Regions from separate parts of the Homo sapiens genome. Here region 1 is linked to region 2. The links are chromatin loops, found by intact Hi-C in ENCODE. Cell type or tissue: K562. All regions are shown on one strand. Each heading gives the region's core, and the rest is flanking DNA. Links, peaks and the distances in the headings are about the cores only.

Evidence for each region. Hi-C counts contacts between places; a loop is a spot of excess contacts. Peaks named below come from ENCODE experiments on the same cell type or tissue, not always from the same donor. Only the 100,000 strongest peaks of a DNase experiment are listed, where the experiment ranks them.
Region 1: a loop joins it to region 2, with 2.5 times the contacts of the local background. A loop is called at or near these places in 3 of 110 quality-filtered maps.

Annotation. Positions count from the first base shown.
Region 1 is chr2:85,997,915-86,009,743 of GRCh38, reverse strand. LOC105374843 (a long non-coding RNA gene) reads left to right here and starts at 11,666. Exons shown (of 3, transcript XR_940318.3): 1 at 11,666-11,773. In K562, for the core only: no CTCF peak of the experiment used is centred there; DNase peaks (open chromatin) are centred at 5,553 and 9,323.
Region 2 is chr2:85,945,730-85,957,558 of GRCh38, reverse strand. No RefSeq gene overlaps it. Among named protein-coding and RNA genes, the nearest start is that of ST3GAL5-AS1, 62 kb to the right of the region's middle. In K562, for the core only: no CTCF peak of the experiment used is centred there; a DNase peak (open chromatin) is centred at 5,098.

The sequences.
Region 1 (11,829 bases), core at 2,499-10,498, 51 kb before region 2:
ATGAGCCACAGCGCCCGGCCTCTTTTTTTTTTTTTTTTTTTTTGAGTCTCACTCGGCCACCCTGGAGTGCCGCCCTCACTCTGCCGCCAGGCTGGAGTGCAGTGGCATGATCTCGGCTCACTACAACCCCGCCTCTTGGGTTCAAGCGATTCTCCTGCCTCAGCCTTCCAAGTAGCTGGGATTACAGGCGACTGCCACCACGCCAGGATAATTTTTGTATATTGAGTAGAGACAGGGATTTCACCATGTTGGCCAGTATGGTCTGGATCTCCTGACCTGGTGATCTGCCCACCTCGGCCTCCCAAAGTGATGGGATTACAGGCATGAGCCACCACGCCCAGCCCAAATGCATTCTTAACTAGCACAGTGATTTCCCAGTAAGGAATCCATAGAAACATGTCCAATGAACAAGTTTTCCCTTCTAGGGTTTCCCATCAGAGCTGATTACGCTCAAAGCCTTGAAGACATCATTGACCCTTCCTTCACTCACCTCCACCCTCCTAATCTACCAACTACTTCCCCAAGATATTTTGAACTGGTCCATTTCTCCCTATTTTTTGCCACCAGTGGAGTTCCAGCCCCTCTTTTATATCTTGCCTCTGCTATTGCAGTCCCCTCCCAACTGATCTTGCTGCTTCCATGTTCTCCCTCCTCGAAGCAGGCAGAGTAATCTTTGAAGAGTGCAAATATGATTCTTGCTCTCCATCCGTAAACTATTTCATGGATTCTCCTTGGACACAGGGGAAGAGTTTAAAAAATAGCAATTTCTATTTCTTCTTTTCAAAAGTTATTATTACTATTTTAAGTTGGGTGCAGTGGCTCATGCTTGTAATCCCAGTACTTTGGGTGGCCAAGGCTGGAGGATTGCTTGAGCCCGAAAGTTCAAGACCAGTCTAAGCAACATAGGGAGACCTTGTCTCTTAAAAAAAAAAAAAAAAAGAAAAATTAGCCAGGTGTGGTGGTGCACACCTGTAGTCCCAGCTACCTGGGAGGCTGAGGCAGGAAGATCAATTGAGCCTGGGAGGTGGAAGCTGCAGTGAGTCATGATTGTGCCACTGCACTCCAGCCTGGGCAACAGAATGAGACCCTGTCTCAAAAAAAAAAAAATAGTATTATTTTAGACTTCAGATCATGAGCATCAAAAAATTATTTTATTTTTACATCAACAAAAATATTGTACGCATTTACTATGTACAGCATGATATTTTGAAGTATATATACATTGTGGAATTACTAAATCTGACTAATAAACTAATGCATTACCTCACATAGTCATCATTTTTGTTTTGTAAGGAACACAACATCTTATTAACTATATTTACTATTATTGCTATTATATTTACTAATATACTATTAACTATATTTACTATTATAGCTACTATTAACATAGTCCCTATGTTTAAAATAGATCTCTCGAACTTTTTCCTCCTGTCTAACTGAAATTTTGCGTCTTTTGGCTAGTATCTTCCCAACCACTCTGCTCCCAACCACCACAGCCCCTGCTAACCACCATTTTACTCTCTGCTTCCCTAAGATCAACTTTTTTAGAGTCCACATCTAAAAAGGGGGTGAGATTATGCAGTATTTGTTTTTCTGTGCCTGGCTTGTTTCACTTAACATAATAGCCTCCAAATTCATTCACGTTGTCACAAGTGACAGGATTTTGTTTTCTGTTTTGTTTTGAGACAGGGTCTCACTCTGTCACCCAGGCTGAATGCAGTGGCACCATCACAGCTCACTGCAGCCTTGACCTCCTGGGCTCACGCGAGGCTTCCGCCTCAGCCTCTCAAGTAGCAGGGACTACAGGCACATCCCACCACGCCTGGCTAATTTTTGACTTTTTGTAAAGACAAGGTCTCACTATGTTGTCTAGGCTGCTCTCAAACTCCTGAACACAAGTGATCCTCCTGCCTTGACCTCCGAAAGTGCTGGGATTACAGGCATAAGCCACCATGCCTGGGTGATTTTAATACTTTTTTTATAGTCGAATGGTATTCCATTGCATATATATATACCACATTCTTTTTATCCATTTATCTATTGATGGACATTTAGGTTGATCCCATATCTTGGCTGTTGTGAATAGTGCTGCAATAAACATGAGAGTGCAGATGTTTCTTTGTCATACTGATTTCATTTCCTTTGGATATATACCCAGAAATGGGATTGCTGGATCATATGGTAGTTCTATTTGTAGTTTTTTGAGGAATCTCCATCTTATTTTCCATAATGGCTGTATTAATTTACATTCCACCAACAGTGTGCAAGTGTTCCCCTTTTCTCCACATCCTTGTCAACACTTCTTATCTTTTGTTTTTTTTTATAACAGTCATTCTAACAGGTATGAAGTGATATCTCATTGTGGTTTCAATTTGCATTTCTCTGCTGATTAGTGATGTTGAGCATTTTTTCATATATCTGTTAGTTGTAGGTCTTCTTTTGAAAAACATCTATTCAGGTCCTTTGCCCATTTTTTAATTGGGTTATTTGTTTTCTTGCTATTGAATTGTTTGAGCTCCTTATGTATTTTGAATATTAACCCTTTATTGGATATATAGTTTGCAAATATTTCTCCCATTCTGTAGGCTGTCTTGTACTGTTAATTGTTTTCTTTACTATGAGAAGCTTTTTAGTTTGATATGATCTCACTGTCAACTTTTGCTTTTATTGCCTGTTCTTTGGGCGTCATATCCAAAAAGTCATTGCCCAGACCAATGTCATAGAACTTTTCTTATATGTTTTCTTTTAGTAGTTTCATAGTTATGGGTCTTACATTTAAGTTTTCAATTCATTTTGAGTAGATTATTGTATATGGTGGGAGATAAGGGTCTAATTTCATTCTTTTGCATATGAATATTCAGTTTTCCCAACATCATTTATTGAAGAAATTGTTCTTTCCCCATTGTGTGTTCTTGGCTCTTTTGTTGCAAATCAATTGGCTATAAATGCATAGATTTATTTGTGGGTTCTCTGTTCTGTTTCATTGGCTTATGAGTCTGTTTTTATGCCAGTACCATGCAGTTTTGATTACTATCACTTTGTAGTATATTTTGGAATCAGGTAGTGTGATGCCTCCAGCTTTGTCCTTTTTGCTCAAGATTGCTTTGGGCATTCGAGGTCTTCTGTGGTTTCATACACATTTTAGAATTGTTTTTTTCTATTTCTGTGAAGAATGTCATTGATATTTTGATAAGGATTGCATTGAATCTGTAGATCGCTTTAGGTAGTATGGACATTTTAACAATATTAATTCTTCCAATCCATGAACATTGGATATCTTTCCATTTATTTGTATCTTCCTCAATTTCTTTCATCAACATTTTATAGTCTTTAGTATAGAGATCTTTCACCTCTTTGGTTAAATTTATTCCTAAGTATGTAGAAGACCTTAAACCTATAGCATGGTGTATAAGTTTCCTGTTGCTGCATATCAAATTACCACAAATGTAGTAACTTAAAAGAACACACATGTATAATTCCAGTTTCTTAAGTCAAGAGTTTGGGCACAGCTAAACTGGGTCTTCTGGCCAGGACCCCACAAGGCTGTAGTCAAGGTGCGGATGGGGACCATGATCTCATCTGAGACTTGCTCATTTTCAGCAGGTCCCTTGCAGCTATAGGTCTGACACTCAGCCTCTAAAGACTGCTTGATGTTCCCTAACACATGGTCCTCTCCACAACATGGCAATTTGCTCCCTCAAGGTCAAGGAGAGAACATCTCTGCTGGTTCTTCTGACTCTGACATCTAGACCCTTTTTAAAAAAATTATGGCATAATGCACGTAACAGAAAATTGACCATCTTAATCATTTTTAAGTGTACAGTTCAGTGGCATTAAGTACTTTCACATTGTTGTCTCTGTAATTTTAACTACTTTAGGTACCTCATATAACTGGAGTCATACAGTATTCGTCTATTTGTAACTGGCTTGTAGGCCTTCCATTAAATGGCTCACATCAACTGACCTAATGGTCATCCACCCAAGAAGATAATGTTCCAGGCTGGGCACAGTGGCTCACGCCTGTAATCCCAGCACTTTGGGAGGCTGAGGTGGGTGGATCATCTGAGGTCAAGAGTTCAAGACCAGGCTGGCCAACATGGAAGCCCCATGTCCACTAAAAATACAAAAATTAGCCGGGCATGGTCGCACATGCCTGTAATCCCAGCTACTCGGGAGGCTGAGACAGGAGAATCACTTGAACCCGAGAGGCGAAGGTTGCAGCAAGCTGAGACTGCACCATTGCACTCCAGCCTGGGCAATAAGAGCGAAACTCCATCTCAAAAAAAAAAAAAAAAGATAATATTCCTTTTTATCAATTAAAGTCAACTGATTAGGAACCTTAATCACATCTGCAAAATCTCTCTACTTTTGCCGTAAAATGTAACCTATTTACAGGAGTGACATCCCATTATATTCACAGGTCCAACCTGCACTCAAGGGGAAGGGATAATACAGGGTGTGTACACAGGGGGAAGGAATCTTGGAGCTCATCTTAGAATCCAGCCTACCACAGTGGCCTCTAAGGCCTTGCATGGTCTGGCCTCTATGTCTCTCTCCCTCTGACTTGGTCCAAGCCATTGTCCTCATTGTCTGCCCTCCTTTGGCCACACTAACCTTCCTGTGCCTGAAGTATCAACCTCTGAAATAAGTTGTTCCCATTTCTGGAACACTTCCCCCTAACTCTTCACCTGGTTAATTCCTACTCACTCATTCTTTAAGTCTCAACATAGAAGGTCCTCTAAAGTTCTCAAAACTAAATGAAGACCCTACTATATCCTTTCATGACATCCTGTACTTTTTTTTCTTTTTTTTTAGACAGAGTCTCCCTCTGTCACCCATGCTGGAGTGCAGTGGTACGATCTCGGCTCACTGCAACTTCTGCCTCCCGGGTTCAAGCAATTCTCCTGCCTCAGCCTCCCACATCCTGTACTTTTAATTCAAACACATATCACAGTCTGTAATTCAATATTTATCTGTGGGATTATTTCTTTCATGTGACTCTCCCCACTAGACAGAAATCTCTATTACAGTAGAACCCATGTCTGTTTTGTTTGCCATTGTATCTCCAGCCCCTTGTATAGCACCTGGCACTTGGGAAGCTCTCATTAAACATTGATGGACTGACTGACAGGCTGAATGAATGGAAAAAAATATACCAAGACAGTCATAACCACAAATTGCTTCCCCATTAATCTTTAGAAGCAGGAAGCTGAACAATGTTCTTGGTGGTAGAATTCACCACTCCTTATATTAGTGAAGATACAAGTAAGGTGACAGACACCTCGAAATACAGTGACTACAAAGGCTCAAATAAGATAGAAGTCTATGCCTTGCCTATGAAATTGGTCAGAAGTCGACTGGCAGTACAAGGTGGGAAGGCCATTTGGTTTAATGAGGTTGTCCACATCATCAAAACTGCTCACTCACCAGCACCATGTCCACAATGCAGTCCACAGAACAGAAGAAAAGTGGAGGACAAGCCATTTACTGATAATAGTGTGATCTGTAAGTTGCACACATCACTGCTGCTCACATCCCATTGGCTCAGACTTAGCCACATGATCACACCTTGCTGCAAGCGAGGCTGGGAAATGAAGTCTTTACTTGGGCAGCCATAAGCCCAGCTTAATCTCAAGACTAAATCTATTAATACAAAGAAGGAAGGGAGAATCGGTGGTAGTTCCTGCCACCCTCATGCCTGTGTAACTCTTCTTTTCAAATACACTTTCTTGTCTATTATCTCAATCCCACAGGTTGAACGTGGGCTGGTCTTTGGAAACACATATTCACGTAATAGCTTTGACTCATTTTGCAAGCTTAAATCAAAGTATCTGTTGCTTTTTCCCTATTAGTTGCCTGAGCACCCATTTGCGTATATTAGCAGGGAGGTCTGGCATCTCTTTTTTGAGATGGAGTCTCGCTCTGTGCCCAGGCTGGAGGGCAGTGGCACGATCTTGGCTCATTGCAACCTCCGCCTCCCAGGTTCAAGCAATTGGCCTGCCTCAGCCTCCCTAGTAGCTGGGATTTTGGTGTGCACCACCATGCCTGGCTAATTTTTCTATTTTTAGTAGAGACGGGGTTTCACCATATTGGCAGGCTGGTCTCAGATTCCTGACCTCAAGTGATCTGCCCACCTTGGCCTCCCAAAGTGCTGGAATTACAGGCGTGAGACACAGCACCAGGCCTGGCATCTTTTTTTTGAGGCTTTCCTCTCACTTTTCCCCACCCCATTGCCAACACCATTGCCCAAGGACCCCTAGAGGCTGACCATCCAAAGAGCCCAGTCTGCCCCAGCCACCAGGCCTAGAGAAGAGGCTGGGATTTGGGATTGTTCTTGTTGCTTCTGTTGCCACCATGCTGTGTCTTGGTTAAAAACTAGTCCTGCCCCATATGTTGCAGCTTTGTCCCTTCTACAGTGATGACCTCATTGGCCTGATTCCCCAGGAGCCTCCTGAGCAGGAACTCCAAGTTCACCCTTCTATGCTCAGCCTCAGCAGAAGTTGTGTGTGTCTGAGTGTCCAGGGCATTATTATACTTGTTCTTGTACTTGGCCAGGAGCAGCCTTTCCCCACAATCCTCTAGGCCTTGTTGCCCTCCTTTTCTTTCACGATAATGATGTCCTGAGTAGGGTCTCTTCCAATCCACAAGGGAGGTCCTAATGACAGTGATATTCAGAGGGGAAGCAGTTGGGGGTCTTAATTCTGCCTCCCCAGGAACTTCCTTGTCCCCCAGGCAGCCATCTCTGCATACAGAGGGTGCTGGGTGAAACAGATCTTGCTTGGCTGCCAAGGCTCCTACTATACATTGGCCCTGTGGCAATAGGGGCCCCTTTTTTTGTTTTTGCACAATTCAGAGTGGCCAGTAAGGTTCAGGGGGAGAAGACAACCAAGATCTAATCCAAGGTGACTCTCAATATCCACAGAGATGGAAAAGTTATTGGCAGCTTTTCTCTCTAAATGTACTTACCCCTCATCGAGCCCCCAGTCACATATGGGAAGGAGGCAGAGGCTCAAAGGTATGAACTGGCCAAGGTCACAGAGCCAGCCACCAGACAGACCGTGGTGTCATGCCTCCTGGCTCTGACCACCCTGATTCTGATGTGTCTATGCTTGGGCCCCACGTCTCACCCAGAAGGCTGACTTGTGTCACTTCAAGCACTTTCTTCTGATTAACACCTCTTTGTTTCCAAAGTCATTGCCATTATTTACTTTGAAAGGTTCTTCTCTCTTTAGCCTGCCCTTTGGAGGGACTGATAATGCTGCCCAGGCGTGGCTTCATTTATTGTCTGTGAGTGTTCATCCAAGAATTACCTGGTACCTTGATTCATTCATCATGGGGTGTCCTTCCACTCACATTTCATTGGCCAAAGCAGATTACATGATAGCATCTAACTTCAAAGAAGGCAAGAAAATACAACCTTACTATGGGGATGAGAGGAGGAAAAACTGATTATCTATGCACCACTGTAATGACTATCACAGCTTTTATGAGAGGATTCCTATGTGCTTTGTGGAAACCAATGCATTTCACCTAAAATTCTTCAAATCTATATCTATAGTAAATCTCTAACAGATCAGCTTGTTGACTCTGCGAGAAAAGAAAATGAGATTAATTTGACATGATATATTCTTAGAAAATATATTGGCTTCCAATGATTTGTATTTTTTCTTTTAACTTAAAAATATTCCAATTTAAATTCTTCTTATTTCTAATTTATATTCTATGTAGTCACAACCTAATGTTTAATGAACCATTCTAGAATTTTCCCAGGGAGAGACAGAAATCTACAAGTTTATGGTTTCTTAACGCATGTGTAATTAATTGCTGCAAAAAATTAATTGCATTATATTCACTGTTAAAATGTTGTAAAGGCCTTTGTTATGGAGGACTCTGTTGCTATGGTCAAAGCAATTGCAACTCAAGATTGAATGAGCAAAAGTATTATGAATCCTCAAAGCTCTGTGTGTGTATGTGTGTGTGTGTGTGTGTGTGTGTAGCCAAAGATAGTTGAAACCAACTGATGCTTAACCTCAAAAGCAGCAAAGACTTGGACTTTCTATATGGGCAAAAGGAGGCCTGGGGTCCCACAGCATTCACAAGGCCAGGTCAGGACTCCCCATCTGAAGATAGGCAGATTGTGCTGTGAAGGCACCTCCTGGGTGAAGTTCTTCCTGATACTTGCTTAAGGTCCCCTGTCTTACCCTTTGATCCAAGCACTCAGATGACACAACCTGGGGCCCCAGATTTTTCTGTCAAGAGAGAGTGACCGGCACCATCACATGATGAAGCCAGAGGACAAAACCAGGTAATGGAGAGGCCTGAAGAGAAGGTGACACTGCCTGGAGCCACAGGGTCTCCCCTTAGCTCCTTTGGGATGAAGTTGGCTATGCATCTGTGCAGTGAGGTGCACAGAGGGTCCTCTGTGTGTCCCTGAATGATATCCAAACAGGACAGTGCAGAGGCTGCAACTGGTGTATGAATATGGTTCTCTTTCCATCAGCTCTTCCTCCTTAATCTCTGAGCACTCCCACTTCAGAATGGCAGGGGTTAACCGTGAGGAGTCACCTCCATCTGAGTGGGCAGGGAAGGCCTTAGCTGGGATGTGGGATTTGGACGGCATGTTGAAGAACAGATGGAGAGAGTGGGAGCAGGGGTTGGAAGGTCAGTGAGGAAGATCTGATTTGTCAGGTGTGGGAAGTTCCTGAAATAGGAGGTAGACCAGAAAGTTGAGGACTGCTGCAGAAGCCTTGAATGTCAGGCTGAAGTGTTCAGACACTTCAGCAGGAAGCCATAAAATGCTTTGATCTGGGTCTTGACATGTATAGACCTGGGTCAAACCAAGACAAACTTGACAGAGGGCTGTGGAACAGACAGGGAAAAAGAGACCAGAGACAGGGTCACAGGCTATTGTAGTAGTCAAAGCCAAAAGCAAGATATCCATGAGCCAAACTGCCAAAGGAAAGGAAAAGACAGGGATTCCGGTGACTAATCCTATGAATTTGAGAGTGAAAAATACCTAGAAGTTGACAATTTAAAAATATTTTCTGTCCACACCCTGTATGATGCTGAAATTTTAGGCATCTGTGTGCCCAGAAAAAGAGAGAGCCCTGACCAAATTGATAGCGTATTTCTGCCTCTTCCCAGTGGTCACATTCTCCCGGGAAAATGAAGTTTTTTACAAAAGAAGTAACTCCACCCAGTGCACGTGCATTCTTTTTCACTCTAGCAGAATAACGGGTATCTGCTCAGTTCTATCTTATTGCTAATGTTTATCTCAAACCTAGAGCTCTTCATCCACTTCCTATGGGAGCCGGAGTGGGAGGTGGGGCAAAGAGACAAAGCTGACTTCCCCTTGATCTTATTGCATCAGTCAGAGTCCCAGCAGGAGAGAGATGGCAATTCAAAGTTACAGCTCAGTCACTGGAGAGAATACAGTGAGCAGACATGGGCAAGATGGAAAAAAATGAACAAGGATGGTGCAGCACCTCTGGGATAGTAACAGTGGGGAGCCATCACCACCCTAAGCGTGAAGGACCAAGGCGGGAACGTGGCATCAAGAATGCAGAGAGATAGCACTTTGGGAGGCCGAGGTGGGTGGGTTGAAGTCAGGAGTTTAAGACCAGCCTGGTCAACATGGCGAAATCCCATCTCTACTAAAAATACAAAAATTAGCTGGATGTGGTGGCACACGCCTGTAATCCCAGCTACTCGGGAGGCAGAGGCAGGATAATCACTTGAACCTGGGAGGCGGAGGTTGCACTGAACTGAGATAGTGCCATTGCATTCCAGCCTGGGCAACAGAGTGAGACTTCGTCTCAAAAAAAAAAAACAAAAAACAAAAAACAAACAAGCAAAAAAACCAATAACAACAAAAGAACGCAGACAGAGCTATAGCCAAAGGAGGGGCTTGCTGGAAAGTGTGCCATGGCCTTCAGTAGAGGAACCAGACACTTCACCACCAAGCCACCCCCCATGGCAAAGAGGGAGAACAGTAAGTGCCAGGATGGCTCTTTCCTCCTGCCCTCCTATTCCCTGCTGCTGGCCACGATGGGCTGAACTCAACCAGAACCCAGAAGGTGCGGGAGCTCAGTTGACGTGGTTCCTACAGGCCAGTCCCAGGATCAGGGCAAGGTGGAGAAGAAAGGAGAGCGAGTGGGTCTGGAGGGACAAACGAAATCTTCAGCATGCTAATATTGATGTGCAAAACCAAGCAGCACAACAGAAACCTGCTGTCTTTCACTGAGCTCTAACCATGGACCCAGCGTGAGGAAATGATGTCAGGCCAAGGCTGGGGCTCTGAGTAAATGGTTTGTACAGACAGGAGCCTACCACTGAGGCCCTGAGGGAAGCAAATACCCGAGAACAGGCAGAGACAGAGGGAGAGAAACTGCAAATCCCTTTCCTAATTCCTGATTCCAATTCTCTGAGAGGTTTTGCAGCCTGTTTCCATGAGAGTACCCTGATTTCAGAAAAAAAAAAAAATTTCCGTTTTACACAAGGCAGAAATAGAAACTTCCTCAAGTTTCTAGTATACCCAAAGTTTCAAGTTTCAAGTATACCCAACATTCTTTGGTTATAAGAAATAGAAACTTCCTCAAGTTTCATAGAAACTTATAACCAAAGAATTTTGGGTGTACTTCATCTAAAACAAGAACCTCAAACATGCTTAATTTCATCTAACCCATAACCCTGTCTCCTTCCCCATGTTAAAGAAGAGGGGATTCAGGATCTGAGTAAGATAAGGTGAACCTTATCCTGGGAGGCGGGACTCACACTCGGGTCTACCCGACTGCAGCACTGTGGAATTTTCTAGGACTCCACAGGCAGGCAAAGCTGGCCAAAAGCAACTTCCAAAGCCAGGAGGGAACTCCACCCCCAACCAAAACCACTCAGTGAGGAAACTGGTGTCTCCATCTGTTTTTGAGCGAAAACACCCTGGAGTTCTGAGGAGCTCGCAGGCGCGGCCACCCAGCACCTAAGTGTGGGACAGGGAGCAAGAAAGGGACTGACCTTGGACCTGTGAAACCGCAACCCAGTTTCCCCAAGGGCTCCTAGGAAAGCAGTGTATTTGAAAGTGCTGTCATTCCTTTGCTAAATGCCAAGGATGGAGTGGGCTGTGCATGGGTGCGCCTCTTCCCCACACAGCCACTGCTCCCAGCCCCAGTGAGAGCCTGAGCTCTTGGAGTGAGGAGGGACCCCTGGCCCCCCTTGGTGGGCTCTCCGGCCTCCCTCTCTCGTCCCCACCCCCAGGCCCACACCCTGTCGGCCTCCCACCTCAGAGTGGAAGGTGAGGTGAGGTAATGTCTCCGCTAACCCGCAGTGGCAAGGAGATGAAAAGAATCTCAGAAATGCTATGTTTAATTTAAAGCAGACCCAGCCTGCCTTAGCCAGGCTGTAATTTCACTCAGAATAACCAGATTGTTTTTCTTGGACATTCCAGGCCACCCCCTGTTAAAGCCCAAATGGAATGTTAGGGGGCCCCTTACTGGGGGCCACATGGCTGTCCGAAACTCATTCTCCCTTGGGCCAAGGACTCCTGCTTTGGGGAAGGTCAGGACCTCTCTGAGCGTCACTTAAGGGCCTCCCCTTGGCTCCCTGGCACTCCTCCCCACCCGGCACCCCACCCCTAACTTGGTGCCCAGAGTTCTAAGGGTAAAAGGTCGTCATAGATGAGAACAGCAACACCATCTGTTCACTCTGTGTTCTCTGTGCCCAGTGTTGTGTGAAACTTTCTATCCAATATCTTGCAAAATCCTTACAGCAACCCTATAAGGTGGGTAGAATTTTTTGTGATTCTCCTTCTACAGAGGGTGATAGGGAGGCTGCATA
Region 2 (11,829 bases), core at 1,266-9,265:
CAGAATGCTCTATTCTATTAAATAGCAACTGTGACCTCTTGGGGTCCTGACACCACTAAAAAGAAGAAAAAAACATTGGTTTGAAATAGCTTGGGAATTTTACTACCCTGGGGAAGCCTGAGAGCAATTCCCACAACTGTAGCCCTTCCCCCTAACTCAAAAATATTTGTTTCGCCTCCTGGTGAGCTTGTAGCAAGTTGTGACATTCCTCCCCAAAATACTAGGAATCAGGACCTTCCTTTTGGACCATTGGTATCCAAACCCAACAACCTAAAAGATTAAAAACTCAATTTAAGGGAAATTAGAGGCTTATAACATTGCTTCATACCGCACCAGCTATGATATCAGACTCCCAAAATGTAACTGGCAGAGCCCAGAACACCTGACTAACCCTCACAAAAATCCCCTTAACAATCGCCTCTTTTAGAAAATATTCTCAAGCGTTTCCAGTCCACTATATGTTCTATTTTTCCCAAAGGATTGCATTTCATAAATGCCACCTGATTCAGATGCCACTTAAACTCAAAATCCTTCTTTCGTTAGTTTTGCCTCTCACACTGATGTTCAGTCGCTTGAGACCAGGGACTGGGTCCTTTGACTCCACACTAGAGACATGGCAGACCATCACTAAAGACTGGTTAACCAAGGACTTCCTGTGGGGAGTGTCATTTCCTGGAATGGGATAGTCATGCTCCATTATCATGTTAAGCATCCAATATAACCATTACAATATTGGGATTCTTGAAATCTGGTGTTCTTGGGCATTCATCTCCCCAGGTTCGCATTGACCCAACCACATGGCACCACTCAGTGAATAGGAAATGGGTGAATCACAGAGGAGTTTCCATTCATTCATCTGACAAATAATTATTAGATTCCAAAACCGTTCTTAGCACCTGCAAGGAGTTTCAAGAGAAAAGGCATATATATATGATAAAGACCCACTTTCTAGTCTAGTACAGTGACACCAGGTTATAAGCAGACCAATAAAGTTGGATAAAGAAGCAGGCAAGAGATTTAGAAATAAGGTCCGAGGAGGCAACATTAGGGACAGGCATGTGGGAACATGACCCAAGGGAGGCCCAGAATCGAGAACAGGTTTCAACAGCTGTCTCCACTTATCAAACTGGCAAATGTTAAAGACTGACAACACCAGGTGTTGCTAGGGTGTGCAAAGCAGACTCCCACGTATTGCTGGAATGGTGTAAATTTGCACCAACCTATCTGTGGGGCAATCTCACAAAATGTACCAGCCTTTAAAATGTATATATGTATAACTCGGCAATTACAGTCCAGATATTTATCTTGTGGGAATAACTGGGCAAATGAAAACTGACATTGGTACCACTGTAGCCTATTCATTGTGTCACCGCTTGGAGAGGGTAAAATTGTAATCATTTGACCACGAAGTTGTCCCTGAACCAATCACAATGGCCAGAGGGATCGAGTCTTTTGCTCGGCCAGGCCTCAGTCACACATCTCTCCTCTGTTGTCAGGGGATAGAGGAGGACTGTGATTGACAGCTGAGCCATATGGATTAGGATTAGAGAAAAGACAATTCCCTAAAGGAAAAAAAAAGGAGGAACATTGTTACTAGAGGACTGAGAATGGGAAAGCCAAATAAAATCTGTAACTAGGGCCGGGCACGGTGGCTCACGCCTGTAAACCCAGCACTTTGGGAGGCTGAGGAGGGTGGAGAACTTGAGGTCAGGAATTTTGAGACCAGCCTGACCAACATGGTAAAACCCCGTCTCTACTAAAAATACAAAAATTAGCTGGGTGTGGTGGCATGTGCCTATAATCCCAGCTATTCAGGAGGCTGAGACAGGAGAATGGCTTAAACCTGGAAGGTGGAGGTTGCAGTGAGCCAAGATCGTGCCACTGTACTTTAGCCTGGGTGACAGAGCAAGACTCTGTCTCGAAAAAAAAAAAGAAAAAAAAAATCCTGTAACTACCCCAGTATACCATAGCAGGAGTCACTGGTGCAGGGGGAGAACTGCTTCAGGCAGACGGACTAGATTATTTTTTACAGAACCTTTACAGTCTGTGATGAAACCACCTCCAGAGAGGAGGAGGAGGAGCGGAGAAGGCCACCCCTGACGAAGGAGACCTAGACTTGTAAATCCAGCTCTATGAATAATTGAATAATTTTAAAGACATGGTTGAGGCTGTGAGGTAGTTGTAAGAAACATATAAGCAAACAAGACGAATGAGGATGCTATGGGCAGAGCCAGGAAAAGTCCCTGACCATGGATGGGCCCATGTGGTGCCCACACATGTCAGCGAGACATTGGCTAGCACTGTGGGTACAACTTGCTGCCAGGCGACCTGGGACAAATGACTTAACCACTTAAGACCTCAGTTTCCTTATCTCTGAGATTGAGAGAAGAAACCGATCTATGGGCTGACTGTGAGAATGTCATGAGCCTGTGCAGGTAGAAACACCTCTGTGCCAGTCATTGTGTACACAACTTCAGCAAGGAGAAGGGGAGGGCATAAATGGCCCTCCAATTTAAACAGAAGAGAAAAAAGTAAACAGAAGAGATGAAGGATGGTGGCTCCAGGAAGTCTGAAAACTAGGGGTTTATTCCAGGGCAACGGGAGCCCTCAAATTTAAGCTGGTGGCCATAATGAGGGTTACAATGGCACTTTCAATCAGAAACTATGTTGAAAAACTGGAACTTGCCCCCCTCCCACAAGTCCTTAACTGTGTATAAGTGGAACGACTGTTTACTTGTACATTTTTATTCTCCATGGCTCACTCTCACTGGCTATTGAAACACTTCAAAACAGGAACTTCTTAAACCCCCCAAGACCAGGTTAGGGCACCCTGCCACCACCACCCTGTTCCTCCATTTTGCCTTGTGCCAAGAGCACCACAGGCCTGCTCCTGTCTCAAGTGCCTTTCCCTGGGTCCGACGGGGGACAACGTGTACTGTGGTTGCCTTGAATTTCCTCACCTCAAATTCAGATCTAGTGATGCTTGCACCATCAAGGTGGCAAGCATGCATTGCTCTGTCTGGGAGGGAAGGGGAGATTGACACCATGAGAAGGTATGAGCGCGGAGAGAGCACGAGGTGGTCCCACTGCTCCTGACCCCCATGAGGTCCAGTCTGTGTGAAAAACAGCATTGACCCAGAAACACAAAGGCACCCCTGTGTGTGTGGTATTGGGCAAGCCTCTGGCCTCTCCAAGCCTGTTTCTTTATCCTTAAAATTGTGGCAATTCTATTCTCTGAGGGCAGCCATGAAAAATGGGGAAAATCTTGCAAGAGCCTCATAGCCTCCTAAGCAGCCATGCCCTGAGAGGTCTGTGTCTTTTTTTTTCCCCCCCGAGACAGAGTTTCACTCTTTCACCCAGGCTGGAGTGTAGTGGTGCCATCTCAGCTCACTGCAACCTCTGCCCCCCGGGTTCAAGCGATTCTCCTGTCTCAGCCTCCAGAGTAGCTGGGACTGCAGGTACCCACTACCACGCCTGGCTAATTTTTGTATTTTTAGTAGAGACAGGGTTTCACCATGTTGGCCAGGCTGGTCTCGAACTCCTGATCTCAGGTAATCCACTCGCCTCGGCCTCCCAAAGTGCTAGGATTACAGGCATGAGCCACCTTGCCCCACCGGTGTGTCATTTTCACTCTTCCCCATCCCACAGGATTTTACGGAGTGTCACAGCCGTGGTCTGTGCCCTGAGGTAAGAAGTAAATGGGTCAGATAATGAGGCATGAAAATGAAGCCAAAATGAAGCAGGTATTTCACAGAGGCTCGTCTTGGAGTTTTCCATCAGGAATCCAAAGTGTTACTGCTACTGCAGACATCTGGTGTTGCTTGGCTGTGGCCAGAGGGAGATGCGATGTGTCAGCCAGGAAATCTCAGAGGTGCCTGTGAACAGGAGGGAGGCCACTCAGAAGTGGTGTCCACGGGGCTGTGAAAGGGCAGGAAGAGAACGAGGAAGCAAGGAAGCAGGCAGAAGGTGCTTTCTTTCCCTTCCCTGGCTCCTCCTCACATGCCTGGGGGCCCAACCAGCTCCGGTATCAGAGCATAGCCACCCTCAAATGGCTTCATGTCACCCCCCACCCCCAACTGTGAGATCTCCCTAGACATGAGGCAGAGACTCTAGCAAAAGGATGGCAGTGCTCTATAGCAAACACAGCCATTCCAAATGGCATTCATGAGACAATTCCTTCATTCTCTGCTCTGTGCTTGGTGATTTGGAAAGAAGCAAAAGACATTGAAGCTGCAAGCTGCTCACAATAAATAGCTGTATTTGCACAGCCAGCCCTGTAGGCCTTCCCCAGATCTAAGCCACCTAGGACCATAGATGCCACTATGGCTCTTCTGTAAGCACATCACTGGTCACTGATGTCCGGCAGGATGACTGGAGTGACAGGAAGGTGGGGGTATCTGAGGGTGTGGTATGGACCCCAGTCAATGTGGAGAGGCACTCTGGAGGCTGGGTCAGGTTACTCAACCAGAGAGAAAACACCGGATCAGGATGGCAGATTCAGCAAGGGCAAGGCTGTGGCAGGAACCCAGGTGACAGTAGCAAAGGCTGTGCCATCAACATATGCTGTCAGGCCAGGGCAGACAGGGAAGCTCCCTGACCAAGTTCAGGCTGCAGGTGTGGTTAGGACGATAAAGAGAGGCAGCTCACTTAAGGAGGTTCCTGAGGATGAAGCCTCCTTGTTTCCCTCTCCTTTTCCTCCCCTTTTCCTCCCTCCCTGTCTCCTCCTTCCTGCCTTTCTTCCCTTGACTTAGCAACTTTACACAGGATTATTTCCAAACAGCAGGGGTTCTTGGGACTTTTACTACTCTAATGTGCATTGTGAGTCTAAAAACTACCTGACTGCTCTTGCTTGCCCATATTTCCTGGTTCTCACAAACACATTTCTTCCTAGGGAGCAGAGCAGCTCTACAGTCCAAGATTAGCTAGTCTGCGGTTAGAAAACGTCTCTCCAGCATCAGGTGAACTTTGGGTACACATCCCCTTGTGCAATGTAGGTAACTCCCTGGCCTTATCAGCTGCATGGTGGCCATCTCTTGGGTGGACTGTTTCCTCAGAAGGGCCACATGCTTCTTCCAACTCTCTTGAGTATTGTTCCAGAGCTCAGGGACACATGATTTTATCTTTCCTTCATGCAGGCCACAGACCTCACTTAGCCTATAGGCCCTCTCGAAACACTGCACCCCCACAGGTAAACAGGCAGGCAGAGAACTCATGAACACAGATTTCCCGGAGCTTTTGCCTCACCAGGGTGGGACCTTCCCTCTTCTCACTTCGGCCTGGGACACTCAGCCCATTTGAGTTCTCACGAGACGCTGGTGCCCAGGCACGAGATCTGAATGAAATCTTTCTAGGCAACAGGCACCTAACAACCAGTCTCCCTAATCCCACCAACCACCCTCCGTGTGATGCTGGCCAGAACCATTTTAAACACCAATGTGAGCCCTCCCTGCAGGTAAAAATCATGTCTAATCTCGCCATCACCTCCCCAGCCCCAGACACCCTTTGCTCTCCTCCACCTGTCCTGCTGCCCATGATGCACCCATACCCCACTCTCAGTTCCTGAGGACTCCATGCTTTTAAATAGCATGGCTCTCCTGGAAAATCATTACTCACTCTTCTAGAGCTGGAGCAAATGTCACTGCTCTGTGTACCTTCTCCTCCTCTAGGCAGTTTGCTACTCTGTTCTCTGAAGCCTGTTGCTCCAACTTGCGTAATAGGGTTACTGCCGTTAGGCTGTTGACACTTGTGTCTCTCCCATCTCTGCTAGAGCAGCTTGAAGGCAGGGGCGGGACACAGTGTCTGGCGGGTGCTTCCTACGGATCTATTGATGAAGACCGGACAGACATAAGAAGCTCTAGTTAGGGAAGAAGAATAGTGCACTGCGTACCTATTGCATGCCAGACACTGTTCTAAGTTCATTTAATAGTCACAACAACCCTGCGGGGCAGGTGCTATTGCCACCCTCAGTTTACAGCTAAGGAAACTGAAGAACAGAGTGGTTAAGTAACTTACACGAGGCCTCTCAGCTACTAAATAGTAAAGCCAGGATGGATTTGAACCTGGAGCCTCTGCTCTTAACCAGTATACCTATTGCCTTTCAAACTAACAGAAATGAGACCAAGAGTTAAATTTCAAGGTTAGAGGCATCAGCATCAAACAGACTGGATGCAAACGTTGGCTCTGACCTTGATCGTACTCAACCAAGCTGAGCCTCAGTTTTCTCAAATGTGAAATGGACATTATAATAATATTTGCCTCATCTTTCGTTTGGTCAATTTTAAAACTCTATGGATCTGTTGTAATCCATAACGTCAATGCCTGTGTGCTGTGACCTTGTGAATCTTTCAGATTTGAACTGCTGCTGTCAACCCTAATCTCAACCCTGTGAGAAATGACATTCACAGAGGATTGCCTGGAGTGTATTTAATATATCTCCTCCTTTAGATTTTTGACGGAACCAGACCATCAACGCCTGTGCTCTTGGAACTCTGACCTTCCCTGCAAGTATCACATTTGCTTTCATTGCCCTTGGGTGTTGGGCCCTCACTGTATGTTTCAGCTGATTGGGTTTATGGTGGACACATTGGGGTGGATGTGACTCAGTTTCCTTTACACAGGATTGCAGGGGCGAAAGAGCACCGGAATTGTCTTCATCCCTAGGAAAGTGCCATAATAAAAGGAAACTGTATTATTTTAATTGCTGGGAGTAGAATTTTTCTTAGGCAGTAAATGGCTTTTGTTTGGGAAAACATTTCCATAAGCTGTGAGTGGTGGGAGTAGGAAGCCAAAGCACTGGATGTTTCTACAAGTAACTCAAAAGAGATAGTCTGTTCTGCCTGAGACAAAGTGGGGAATTTGGCCTCTAAGAGGCTGGAGAGAAAATTCAGAGAAGCCAGGAGAGGAAGGGAAGGGATGCCTATAAGATAGTGTGTGGAGTAAAGGCCAGTGGCAGAGGGCCAAAGGCAGTGTCCTCCATCTCCCCAACCTTGACTTTTTGTGAACATCTTCACTATTTTGTGTGAGTAGAGTCTTTCATAGAAGTCAAAGAAAAGGCTAAGCTTCACACCTGCGAGCAATGTGGTGTGGAAAGAGGTAGCCTTTGTAAGATCAAGAGCTCAGAGAAACTTGGCCCCCAGGGGAACAGAAGAAAACTCAAGACATGTTCTGAACCTCCCCCGGGCCTGGAGACCCCAGCCAGCATCTGGCTTACATGACTGATTGTGTTTTCTTATTGGCTTTCGTCACTGGGAAACTCACTAGGTCACTGAGTATATCGGGGTCCCTTATAATAAATGTTCGGGAACTTATTGGCTTTCATTGTTGGGAAACTCAGGGTGTATCGGGGGTCCCTTTTAATCAATGTTCAGGAACTTATGCAGAGTTGCTTCCCACATCTTATCCTACTATTTGGCCTTCATTTCTCTTGCTTGTCCAGAATGAACCTTGTCTTCATCTGCCTGGCATCCCTTCCTGTGACACATATTGTCCCACTCCATATGGTCCCTACAGAGCTGCCAATCAGAGTGCTCAGCCCTACCTCTGTCACAGGGGTGGGTACCTGACTGCTGGCAAAAATGCCCCACCCACCTGGCCACAAGGATGGCCACAGAACTCAAGCTGGGTCAATCAGAGAATCGTCTAAGGTTGATATGAGGAGAGAATGTTCTCTCAGCTGCTTGCTAATTTGAATGAGTACGAATTTGAGGAGCTCTCTTCCCCATCATATGAACACAACTTTATTTAGCCTGGTGCCAAGTGGAGGCAAGCAGATCTGAGAGACAGAATAAAAGACAGAGCACTGACAGTATCATTTGGGCCCCAAAATCTAGCTATACCTTCAGCTGGAGCCATCCCTGGATCTACCTGTAAATTGAGCTAATAAATTCTCTCTTTTTTCACCATGCACTGGGATACAGGCTGGAGGCGGAAGTCAGATTAGCTTTGTTCCCATTTCAAGTCCAGAGGAAGCCCTCAATTTGGGCATAAGGCCAAAGGGGCTGTACTTATCCTTAAGTGTCAGAAACTACAAGGGCAAATTCAGTTCAAGAACCATGACCAGGAATAGATTTCTGAAGTTAGTTACTAGTTAACAAAAAATCGAACGGATCACCTCCCCAGTAGGATTGTGGGAAAATAAAATTTCCAGAGAACTCCAAGCTTGGCAAACGGTGATCTGTGATTGCTCAAATGCAAGGGCAAGTCCCAGGCCCTGCAGTTATGCTGAGAGGAGGCGGCCATTAAAGTAGCACCCCAATGAGGAGTCTTTCCCTAAGTCCTTCTCAGAAGTGGCCATGGAAAACCCTAGACAGGGGGTGTCCTTGAAATAGGAAGGCAGTTGGGGTCACTTGGGTTGGCTGACCTGGGAAGTGACTCCCCTGCCTGGGGCTGTCCCAATTCCTTCCCTGTAGACCATGCAGTATACAAATGGGACATTTTATTGCAGTGTTTCTTTTCCCTCTATCATTGGGGCCTCCCTATGTTGGACATGATGGTGACGGCGGTTAAACTTTTTTTAAAGCTATAGTCTACCAAATCCACAGAAGGTTGTTTCAAAACCTAATGAAGAAGGAGAATACATCACCCAGAAGCTCTGGGCCTGGGACTGGATCTGGCAACTAGATGCTGATTGGTTTTTAAGTTTTTATTTATATAGTCATTGTATTATGCCAGGTGGGGGCATTCAGAGAATTGCATTTATGGAGGAAGGGTGATTTTCTTGCTCTAGCTTTCCTCCCAGAAGAGACGTCTTCTCTGACCCCATGTAGTTCTGGAGTTTCTAGGAGTCAAAATACCCCCACCCCTATTCCATCTCCACAGAAGTGGGACCTAGCCCATACTAACCAGACAGAGGCCCGCCATCTCTCTATCCATTGTGATTGGTTCAGTTGTGGGCATGTCACCTAAACACAGCCAATCAGGGTTGACAAATGAGCACTAAGGTCGCCTTTACCCAAAAAATGCTAAAGAAGTCAATGCAGCTTCAAATTCAACATTCGGTTCTCTTTTCTTAAAGGTTCTTCCTTCATCCCAACATTGAGATGTTCCACTGTTTTACCTCATGAAAGTTTAGAGCCTCAGACCATCAGTTTTCTTTTAACCTATGACATGAGTTATTTAGACAATATGTTTTAATTTTCAAACCTATAGATTTTTTGTTGTTTCTGATTAACTTTATTGTTTTTATTAGAGAAAGTGATTTATATAAATGCCAATTCTTTGAACTTTATTTAGACTTGCTTTATGTACTAGCATGTGTCAGTTGTTGTAAAACATATGTTGGGTGCTTGAAAATAATGTTTTCCTAAATTAATTGGTGCAAAGTTCTATGTAAGTCAATAATTATTAGTGATGTTCAAATCATTAATATTTTTATGAATTTTTTTTCTATCTACTTGGTCTGTAAATCTCCCATTATAATGATGGATAAGTCGATTTCTTCTTGTTATTCTAATTTTTACCATCTTTTAAAGGCATGTCAGTAGGTATTTGCAAGTCTGGAATTGTTAAATCTTCATGTGAAATAAATTTTGTAGCAATATGTGTAACTCTCTTTATCATTAGTATAATTTTTAGCCATAAAGCCTATTTCATCTGTTATCAGTCTGGCTGCATCAGCTTTCTTTCAATAAAATTTGATTAGCTTATCATTTTTTCATGCTTTTATTTTCAACTTTTCAATGTTCTTATGCTTTATCTTTGTATCATATAGGCAACATGTAGTTGGGTTTTTTTTTTAATCCAATCTGGTAATCTCTGTCTTTTAACTGGAGATTTTGGTCCACTTACATTTATTACAGATGTCCAAAGTTAATGTCTTAATTTGGATTGCCTCAGAAGCAGACCCTGAGGTAAGAATTTGAATGAAAAGTTTTATTTGGGAGGTAGCTTGAGAGAACACTGATAAGGGAGTAGGGAGATGAGACAGGGAAGGGAAGGAAGCCAGTAAAGTATGTCTCATTTGGTTACCAATGTGGACAACTAGGGCTAAAACTCAATAGGTAACTCTACAAGGCAGTGCAGAACAAACCAAGGAATGAGGGTGAGGGAGCTGGAGTGTTTATCCATTAATTTCCAGCATTATTAGTTGAGGGCTGCTTCTGGGGACATTAATTCCTCAGCACTTCCAGCTTGTCCTGCACACACGCAGGGGAGACACAGTGGTCAGAAGGAGCCCTCATGCAAAGAGCCCCAAATACCGCCAGTTAGAAGTTTGGAGAAAGGCCAGAAAATGCTAAAATCCAAGGCTGTATGGGCAGGGCACTGATAGCATCTGCTATCAGTTAATATCTTTACCCTCCTTCTGCAAAACACAAAAACCTTAACTCAAACCACTGTCATCCAATTTATACAGTATTGTCTAGAATTGTAGTTCTTTTTAAGCACACAAATCATTATTTTATATAGTCAGTATTTGCTTAGATTTCACCAGACGTCTACATTTTTTTTCTTGCTCACTTTTCCTTTATACGCCTTAGATTGCTCTTCTGGAATCATTTTTATTATTCCTGAAATAAATCCTTTGGAGTTCTATAGTAGGAGTATGTTGGACTTACCAGTCTTGCCTGAAAATGTCTTTATTTTATTCTTGCTCTTGAATGAGAATTTTCCTGGATAAAAATTCTACACTGACCGTTATTTTCTCTATTTTGAAGATATTATTAAGCTGTTTATTGGCTTCTGTTCTTATGTTGATAAGTCAACTACTAGTTTGTCATTCTTTGGTAGGTAATTTGTCTTTTCTGCCTGCCTGCCCTTAAGATCTCTGTCTCGAGTGTTCTGCAATTTTGCCATCGGTGTTTAGGTATAAATTTCCTTTTTTTAAATTTTTATTTTATTTTTTTTTAGACAGACTCTTTCTCTGTTGTCCAGGCTGGAGCACAGTGGCACAATCTTGGCTCATTGCAACCTCCACCTCCCCTCCTGGGTTCAAGCGATTCTCGTGCCTCAGCCTCCTGAGTGGCTGAGATTACAGGCATGTGTCACCACACCCAGCTAATTTTTTGTATTTTTAGTAGAGACAAGGTTTCACCATGTTGGCCAGGCTGGTCTCGAACTCCTGGCCTCAAGTGATCCACCCACCTTGGCCTCCCAAAGTGCTGGGATTGCAGGTGTGAGCCACTACACTCGGCTTTTCTTTTATTTTTATTGCATTGAATTTGTTGGGCTTTCTGAATCTGACAATTTATGTCTACACCATTTAGAACTAAGTTAAACACATGTGACAGCAAACTCAAAGTAATGGTGGTTTGTAAAGGACAGAAGATTATTTCTCTCTTGCATGCAAGTAGTCAGATGTTGGACAATCCTGGACTGTTAAGGGTCTTCTAGCTCACTGCTCCACTGCCCTATAATGGCTTCCTTTCTCAGGGTCTGAGCTGGCTTCTGGAGCTCCAGCCCTCACACCTGTATCCCAGTCAGTAGGATGTGCAAGAGAAGGAGGGCTTGCCCCTTTTTCTCTAAAGAGACTTCCCAGAAGTCTTAAAGACTTTTGCTTATCCTTCAATGCCAGAATGCAGTCACATGGCCACACCTAGCTAAAAGGGAGGCTAGAAATAATAGAACTTTAGTAGGTTGCATTGCTACTATAGCTTGGATATTTGATCCTCCAAACCTCATGTTGAAACTTGGTCCCCAGTGCTGGAGGTGGGGCCTAATGGAAGATGTTTGGGTCATGGGGGCAGATCCTGTATGAATAGCTTGGTGTCATCTTCATGGTAATGAGTGACTTCTGGCTCTATTAATTCCTGCAAAAGCTGGTTGTTGAAAAAACCTGGCACCTTTCCCATCTCTCTCTTGCTTCCTCTCTTGCCATCTGATCTCTGCACAGGC